2 separate regions of the Homo sapiens genome follow, and region 2 is linked to region 1. The links are chromatin contacts, found by Hi-C or POLR2A ChIA-PET in ENCODE. All regions are on one chromosome and are shown on one strand. The core of a region is the stretch at or near the end of the contact, and the rest is flanking DNA. Distances in the headings are between cores, read along the strand shown. Region 1 overlaps PCSK6 (proprotein convertase subtilisin/kexin type 6). Region 2 holds the start of LINC02348 (long intergenic non-protein coding RNA 2348).

Region 1 (3,503 bases), core at 297-2,796:
GTCCATTTGACCCTGAAGAGGTCCTAAAAGTGTGGCAGTCATCTTAAACCCTACTCGTGTATCTGTATGTCATTTAGTATCAAATTTTGTCACCTGCTTGTCTGTGAGCAGAATGGGGAGGCTGCTGGTTTAGGAACTGGGAGCCCCACAGTGTGACATAGTCTTAACCTCCCTGGGCCTCAGTATACTCATCTGTGAAATGGGGACATCTCTGTGGGTCCTTGTCACACCCTAATCTGTGAGTCAGGGCCAGAGGGCAGCCAGGTGTCCTTCATGTTCAACCAGGCCAGTGGCCACATCCCCACAGGTGACCCTGCGTGAGCCTGGGGGCCTCACAGCCTGGCATCCTGTCCCCCTTCCCCATGAAGGCACCCAGAGATGTGAAGGAACAGCCTCCCTCACTGGGGAGGGGCAGAACCTCCTCGTACCTGGGGTGGACCCTGCTGTGGTAGGTCAGATGAGAAGCCTAGAAGGGCTTAGGTGGGTGGGGAGGACGAGAGACAGCAATGGCTGTATCATAAACGCAGCATCATCCGGGCCGACGAGACTTTCAATGGGCCTGTGTTCCTGGGCAGCTGCTCCTGCCTCCTGCTGTGTCACCTTTGATTCTCTCACTGGTTTTGCCCGTGATGAAAACCTCACACTCCTGACCTGGTGCCTGATGTTGCAAAGGGAGGGCAGAGGGCAGGACCACATGAGTCAGACAGAAGGACGGGGCCTCTTGGAGCATCTGACAAGGTTTATGGAAAAAGCACGTCTCAGAGACTCAATGAGATGCTGAAGGTCTAGGCTTGCAGCCGCACCTGTGTTTGAGTCACTCCGTGTATGGACCGCCACTTCCCAGCCCTAGAGAACCCTTGCTTGACATCAGAGACTTTGGTGAACTCCCCTGATACTCTCAGCAGCAAATGCTGTACATCACAGGCTGGCAGCCTTTTCTGTTTCAGAGTTCACATATGAACTCTTTGATCCTCGTGGGCTCTAGGGTCTCTGTTGCAACCACTCAGCTCTGCTATTGTAGTAGGAAGGCAGCCATGAACAGTAGGGAAAGGGTGGGTGTGGCTATGTTCCAAGAAAATTTATCAAAAAACGGTAGGTGGATATATACCCAAAAGAATTGAAAGCAGGGACACGAGCAGATATTTGTACACAGCAGCATTATTCCCAGCAGCCAAGCAGTGGGAGTAATCCACGTGTCCATAAATAGATGAATGAATAAACAAAATGTGAGATGTGCAGATAACGGAAGATTAGTCAGCCTTAAAAAGGAAGGAAATTCTGACACATGGTCCAACACTGATGAAACATGAGCACATTATGCTGAATGACATAAGCCAGTCACAGAGGACGAATGTGTGATTCCAGCTTCTTCTGCAGCTGGCTTTGCAAGGGCAGCCTTGGCTGGTGTCCCCTTCTCCCCTGCAGTGGGAGCGTCCCTCCCCGGCCCCCCAGCTCTCATGCTAGGCCGGACATAAGTGTCCAAACAGATGGAGTTCTGGCCGCTGCTGCCTCCAGAGGTGGTTGGCCTGGTCAGCATTCTGGGGACTGTCTGTGCCTTTCCTGGATCGTTCGTGGAGAACAGTTGACATCAGCCCAGACCCAGGGGCCTTTGCAAAGGACAGTCATGGCGGCCCCGGGGCAGGGGGCTGGATGGCTTTGGGACTGGCCTTTGAGGGGAAAGGTGGCTTCCCCAAGCCTGGCTTAGCTGGTCAAAGGCCAGGTGCTGCCCTGAATGGCTTCCAGGCCCCCCTGTCATGAGCCTGCTAAGGGTCAGCACTGCTGCAATTAGTCTCTTTGCCAGCAAGTTTTATTCAACTCTTCGTTCCTCCATGTCCCTGACTGGGAATTGACTCGAATGCCCAGAGTTAAAAGACCAAAAGTTACGTAACGTCTCCCAGGGATGATGGCAGCTTATGAGCAAACATGTTGATTAAACACTGCGGCAAGTTGAGACTCGGTGATTGCCTCCGTAGCTAAATAACAGCTCTAGTGCGGGTGAGGAGGAGCCTTTTGACACGTGTGGCAGTTAACTTTGTTGAAGAAGTGAGCAAGGTGACTTATCTGTAGGAAGAAAAATAAAAGTGCTTGTGAGCAAAATAGGGCAGAAATAATGAGGTTTATGATGGCAGAAAAATGTGAGAATCAGAATTGCGGAAAACCGTGTATCGAGCACTTACTACCTGCCTGCTGGGTCTCTGCTAGCTCTTTCACACGTAAATATCGCGTTCAAATTTCGGAGCAACCCTTCAGGGTGGTGGTTATTAGTCTCATAAGGAAACTGAGAGAGGGTAAGCCCAGGTCACCCAGAGGGAAGGGTCACATTAGATGCAGACCTGGATTTGGCCAAAAGCTAAAGCATCCCAGACCCAGAGAAGGGAGTGGAGGAGCCCGAGAGAGAATCCCAGCTCCCAGGACCACCAGCATTTGCTGAATGCCCACTAGGTTCTAGACACTCAGCTAGGCTCTATATAGGTGATTCCCATTGATTCCTCATGACTGTCTTCGTATTTGATGTTCTGTGGTTGTAAGCAACAGAAACACACTGGAGCAAGCTGAAGTAGAAAAGGGAACTCTTTATTTCGAGGACAAAGTGGTGTCTCCTAAACCCACGAACAGGAGACAGCAAGGCTGCCAGGGTTGCCGGAAAGGAGAACTGAAGGGAAGCAAAGGGGCTGGGAGGCTCTCTCTTGCACTCCTGCCTTATCTTCTTGTGTAAAGATATGAAAATGGCCACAGCATCCAAGTCCCTCCAGGTCTCCACCTGGGCCAGTCAACTCTATTGAGGTCAGACTATAGCAGACTAAATGGCTATGAATGAGGTGGAGGCAGCCAAGGAGTTGTGAGTCGGGTAGGCTTTAGTCCTACTTAACTTTTAAAGGTAAGTACCTTTATCCCCATTTTACACATAAGGAATTGAGATTCCCATGAGTCAAATGTCCTTGTCCAAGGTCACATGGCTAATCTTGGTGGAGGGGTAGGAAGGGTTTGGACCAAATCGATCTGACTCAAAACCCATGTTTGTAATCATCATATAGAACTGCTGTAGAGGACCATTAGTCTTAAATTTACCCTTTAATCAAGCTAGAAAAGAAACCAGGATGGTTTAGCCTGAGAAGATCAACCTGAGGGTCTGTATGATATCCAGTCCATCTTGATTTTAAAATCCTTTTTGGAGGATGGTGATCAACTAGCCCTTCTCTACAGCCAAGAAGCAGGCCTCCGATAACAATGTCCCCATGCTCGAGCCCGGACAGACGTGAGGACAAGCTGGTGCTACAGCGAGGGCCAGCCCTTCTTGAAGGCCAGGGGCTGGGGCACAGGGCTGCTGTTGGTTCCATCCGGTCCTCAAGCTGAAATCTGTCCTGACAAACTGCCCCTGGCAGAAAATTGGGACACCTCGGAGGTTTAGATGTTCTCATCTGACCCTTTCACAATCCCCAAGCAGATGGATCCATGTGTTTTCTTTGGCTGTCCTGTTGCACTGGAGAGTGAGTGTTCATTCT
Region 2 (3,503 bases), core at 554-3,053, 170 kb before region 1:
CTGTGTCCATTCATTCCTGCGGAGTCCGCACGTGGGCTGCTCTTCCTCTGGGTTCCCGCCCCTGAAGGCGCAGGAGGCTGTGACCACGCCCCTTTTGGAGCCTTCCTGGGCTCAGGGAGGGGCTTTGCCTGCGGGTGAGTGTGTGTGAGTGTGTGATGCTGATGACACACACACGGCCCTGCCTCGAAGGAGGCATCTGGGACCGAATGGGCTTGGGCGTCCCTCATGCATTCTACCGACATGGACATGGGCCCCTGGGAGGGTCTGAGCTGTGGTGGAGGGAAGCCCGGACACAGGTCTTGCAGAAGAGCTCAGCCACCCCAGAAAGGACCTCAAGGGTGGGGCCAGGAGTGCAGGTGGGGGCGCTGGCTGGCTGGGAAGGGGATTTCACATAGGAGGACCAGGCAGAGGGAACACTATGTCCACAGTGCATGCAGCACTTAGAGGGAATGCCACGTCCACAGTGCATGCGGCACTTAGAGGGCAGGCCACATCCACAGTGCATGCAGTACTTAGAGGGAATGCCACGTCCACAGTGCATGCAGCACTTAGAGGGAACGGGACAGCTGGCAGGGCTCTAGCCAAGGACAAAACAGCCCATTCCGTTCCCAGACTTTGAGTCAGCGTTTAGGGTTTTGCCTCATGATGGGCCGTGCTGAGGAAACCAGTCAAGATGACCTGAACTCAGACCCCTTCCGCAGTGTCTCCTTTGTCCTGCTGAGCAACTCTGCTGTTCTCCTGCAGCCCCTCCAGGCCAGCCTCCCTCTTCTACTCAGGGCGGGGTCCAGTCAGTGCACCCAACTCCGGGGCTCCTCAAGGCTCTCCTCCCTGCCTCTGATCTGGGCTGAGGTGGAGCAGATGTGAGGAGAGGTGGGGGGGGGAGCCCCCTTCTGCATTCCCCATGGTAGGAGCAAGGTTGACATCCCAAAAGCTCCTGTCAAACTGTCCCCAAAGCTCCTGGACAAGGACTCCTCCCTCGCCATCTCCCTGATCAAACTCACCCTTCCAGAAGGGCTCAGAGTGGCATCTGGGACAGCCCCGGTTAAGGTCTCATAGACTATCTGCTCTCGGGCACGGACCGGCATCTTTAGGATGTGAGATACTCGGCTCTTACTGCTGTCAGTGTGGGGGCCTCAGCTGGGACCACACACCGCATCACAGCCTGCTACACACACGGAAGCATTTTCCCGAGTCCGACTGTGGAACTGTAATGAATCTCAGCTGCCACTCACAGCTGCTCACCAGCGTTCTCTGCTGCTTTTAGTGGCTTTGTAGGTTTCCATTGCAGAGCTCAAATTATTTAAGCAGCCCTGGTCTTGGGTATGGAATTTTGCGGTCACAGCAGGCTGGGAGGGGATCTTTTGCTGATTCCTTTGTGCACAGGTGTGAAGAGATGTGTAGGAGAGTCCTGAAGGTGGTTTCTTATCTAACCTGCATCCGTGGAAGAGCGTGTCCTGGTGCCTGGGTGTCGGGACCCCATAAGGACCATGAGCTACCCCTTTGCCAGGGCTGGGACTGTGGATGGTCATTTGCAGCCCAGACCCACGAGGTGTTTCCCAAGCATGGTGGCACCTCCCTGTGGCTGTGCCTGGCTCCTTCCAGCTCTCCCCAGTGGCCCATAGGCTTAGAAACATGTAGAGTGTGTCCCAGGCAGGGGGCCAGCCTTAAAAAATGCCAGCCCATCTCCTCCATCCACGATGACATCACCGGTACGGGCTTGTGTGTAGGTGACCTTTGGTGGCCTGATCCTCCTGCCCTCTGCCTGGCTCCCTGGGCTCTGGTGGAACACAGCTGCCCTTCCTAATTTGGTCTTAATCAGGCTGAGCTAAGCCAGTCTGTATTTGAGGAGTTGGAAGCAGGTGATTCGGGCACAAATTTGAAGGCTGATAAACGGCAGCCGTCACCCGTGCACTCAGAGCGGCCAGAAGTCCTGCTCCTGGGGAAGGAGGAAGGGCGCAAGGGCAATGAGCATGTCGCCTTGCCCTCGGGGTGTGCGGTTTCTGCTCAGCCTCCTCTTGCAGCCTTGTTTCAAGTGTGGGAATGGCCTCCTGACTCCCAATCCGAAACAACTGCTGAGCACAGAAGGCAGAGCAGGGCCCTGAGAGTCAGAGGAAAATGCTGCTGCGGGGACTGGGGAGCCCCATCGGGTGACTCCCCAGAGATGTGAGCAGGTGCAGAGGCTGGAACAACAGGTGAGGCATGTGGGACCAGGAGGCCGGGTTGTGGGAAGCAAGGCATTTGTGGGAATCCGGGTTCCCCAGTGACACTGGAACCCTTCCTGCAGTCCCTGATATTCCTGGGGCTCGTCAGGGCTTCCCGTAACAGCCCAGGATTAAGTTTGTTCTCTTCCCTACCCCCAACACGCAGTGCTGCAGGAAAGTCTCTCCCGTGGATGCTGTGGCCTGGGGCTTGGGTGACGACGTGCACGGCTGCCTCCTCGCTGTCACGTGCTCTGCTGGCTCGTCTCCAAGCTGTGCTGCTCATGTTCCAAAGTCTCCCTGGAGGCTTTAGTGAAAAGCCCTTTCCCCGGTGACCTGGAGTGTCTTGCTAGATGGAGCTGGCCAAGCCTGACGTCTTTTCCTGGCCGATGCCTCAGTCCTTATGCAAGTAGGTGCAGCCACAAAAGGCACCTTCATGGGAATTAGGAACAGAGGATGCCAGGGCTGGGTGTCTCACCAGTGACTGCTGGGCCAGGGAGCAGACCCCGTGCAGACCTGCCCAGGCAAATCTGCTCCCCAAGTAGGGTGTACCAGGGGAGAGGGGAGGGCTGCACAGACCCCTGCTTCCAACATGCAGCTCTTTTGGACACTAGGTGGGGAGGAGGTGGGCTGGCATTTCTTTAAGGCCGCTGCCTGCTTTGGACACACTCTCATGGTTTCTCAGCCCGAGGGCCACTAGAGAAAGGTAGAGGGACCAGAGACTGCTGGAGTAAGAGTGCATGCACAAGGGACAGCCCCAGAGAGGTACCGCCATGCTGCCATGCCTGGGAAATGTGCCTCATGGGGCTTAGGGGGACCATCCACAGTCCCAGCAGCCCCAGCCCCTGCACAGGGGTCACCCGTGGTTTTTATGGGGTCCCGACACCCAGGCACCAGCACACGCTCTTCCATGGAGATCCCATGGAGAGGGATGCCTGCGTGGAGGCCACAGCACTTCTACCAGACCCTGCCACCAGCAGCCAGGCTTGGGAAATGGGGTGGGGGTGGCGGCAGCCTGGCCTGGTCACCGACATTAGCAGTCACCTGCCCAAGGCCATGTGGGGAGGGAGCAGCAAGGAGAGGCCGAAAAGCAAGCTGCGGCCTCAACCGGCCCTGGGTGCCCTCCCAGCCAATATCCAGAGGTGCCCAGCCGGAGGGCCTCACTCACCAGGGCCAGGGCCTCAGCCAAGCCCCAGGTCCCCTCCCCAGCACCCACGGAGGTCATCTTCAGAATTTCAAACGTTTGTCAATGAAGTGCTCCCAATGGAGGCCTCACCAAGCCTCAGTTTGGAAGATCTGAGCAGG

What was found. Hi-C counts contacts between places; a loop is a spot of excess contacts on that map. ChIA-PET counts read pairs that join two places held with the same protein, here RNA polymerase II (POLR2A). Pooled maps may share reads with other maps.
Region 2: a map of right lobe of liver shows a loop between it and region 1 (2.7-fold over the local background). The contact joins the promoter of LINC02348 here to the enhancer-like site in region 1. A Hi-C loop is called at or near these places in 3 of 168 maps with a recorded cell type or tissue (cardiac septum, psoas muscle and right lobe of liver) and 2 of 50 pooled maps. POLR2A ChIA-PET finds 5 or more read pairs at or near these places in 1 of 52 experiments (activated CD4-positive, alpha-beta T cell).

What each region holds. Positions count from the first base shown.
Region 1 is chr15:101,444,099-101,447,601 of GRCh38, reverse strand. The region is part of intron 1 of PCSK6 (proprotein convertase subtilisin/kexin type 6); the gene reads left to right. Among named protein-coding and RNA genes, the nearest start is that of PCSK6, 44 kb to the left of the region's middle. Within about 2 kb of position 1,546, at least 12 of the 41 ENCODE cell types and tissues checked have a DNase peak (open chromatin) inside an H3K27ac peak, as active enhancers do; they include psoas muscle and right lobe of liver, where a contact is called at or near this core.
Region 2 is chr15:101,612,639-101,616,141 of GRCh38, reverse strand. It overlaps LINC02348 (long intergenic non-protein coding RNA 2348), which reads left to right and starts at 1,803. Exons shown (of 3, transcript NR_147041.1): 1 at 1,803-2,192; 2 at 2,368-2,607. RefSeq lists enhancers at 1,458-1,974, 1,975-2,493, 3,312-3,503.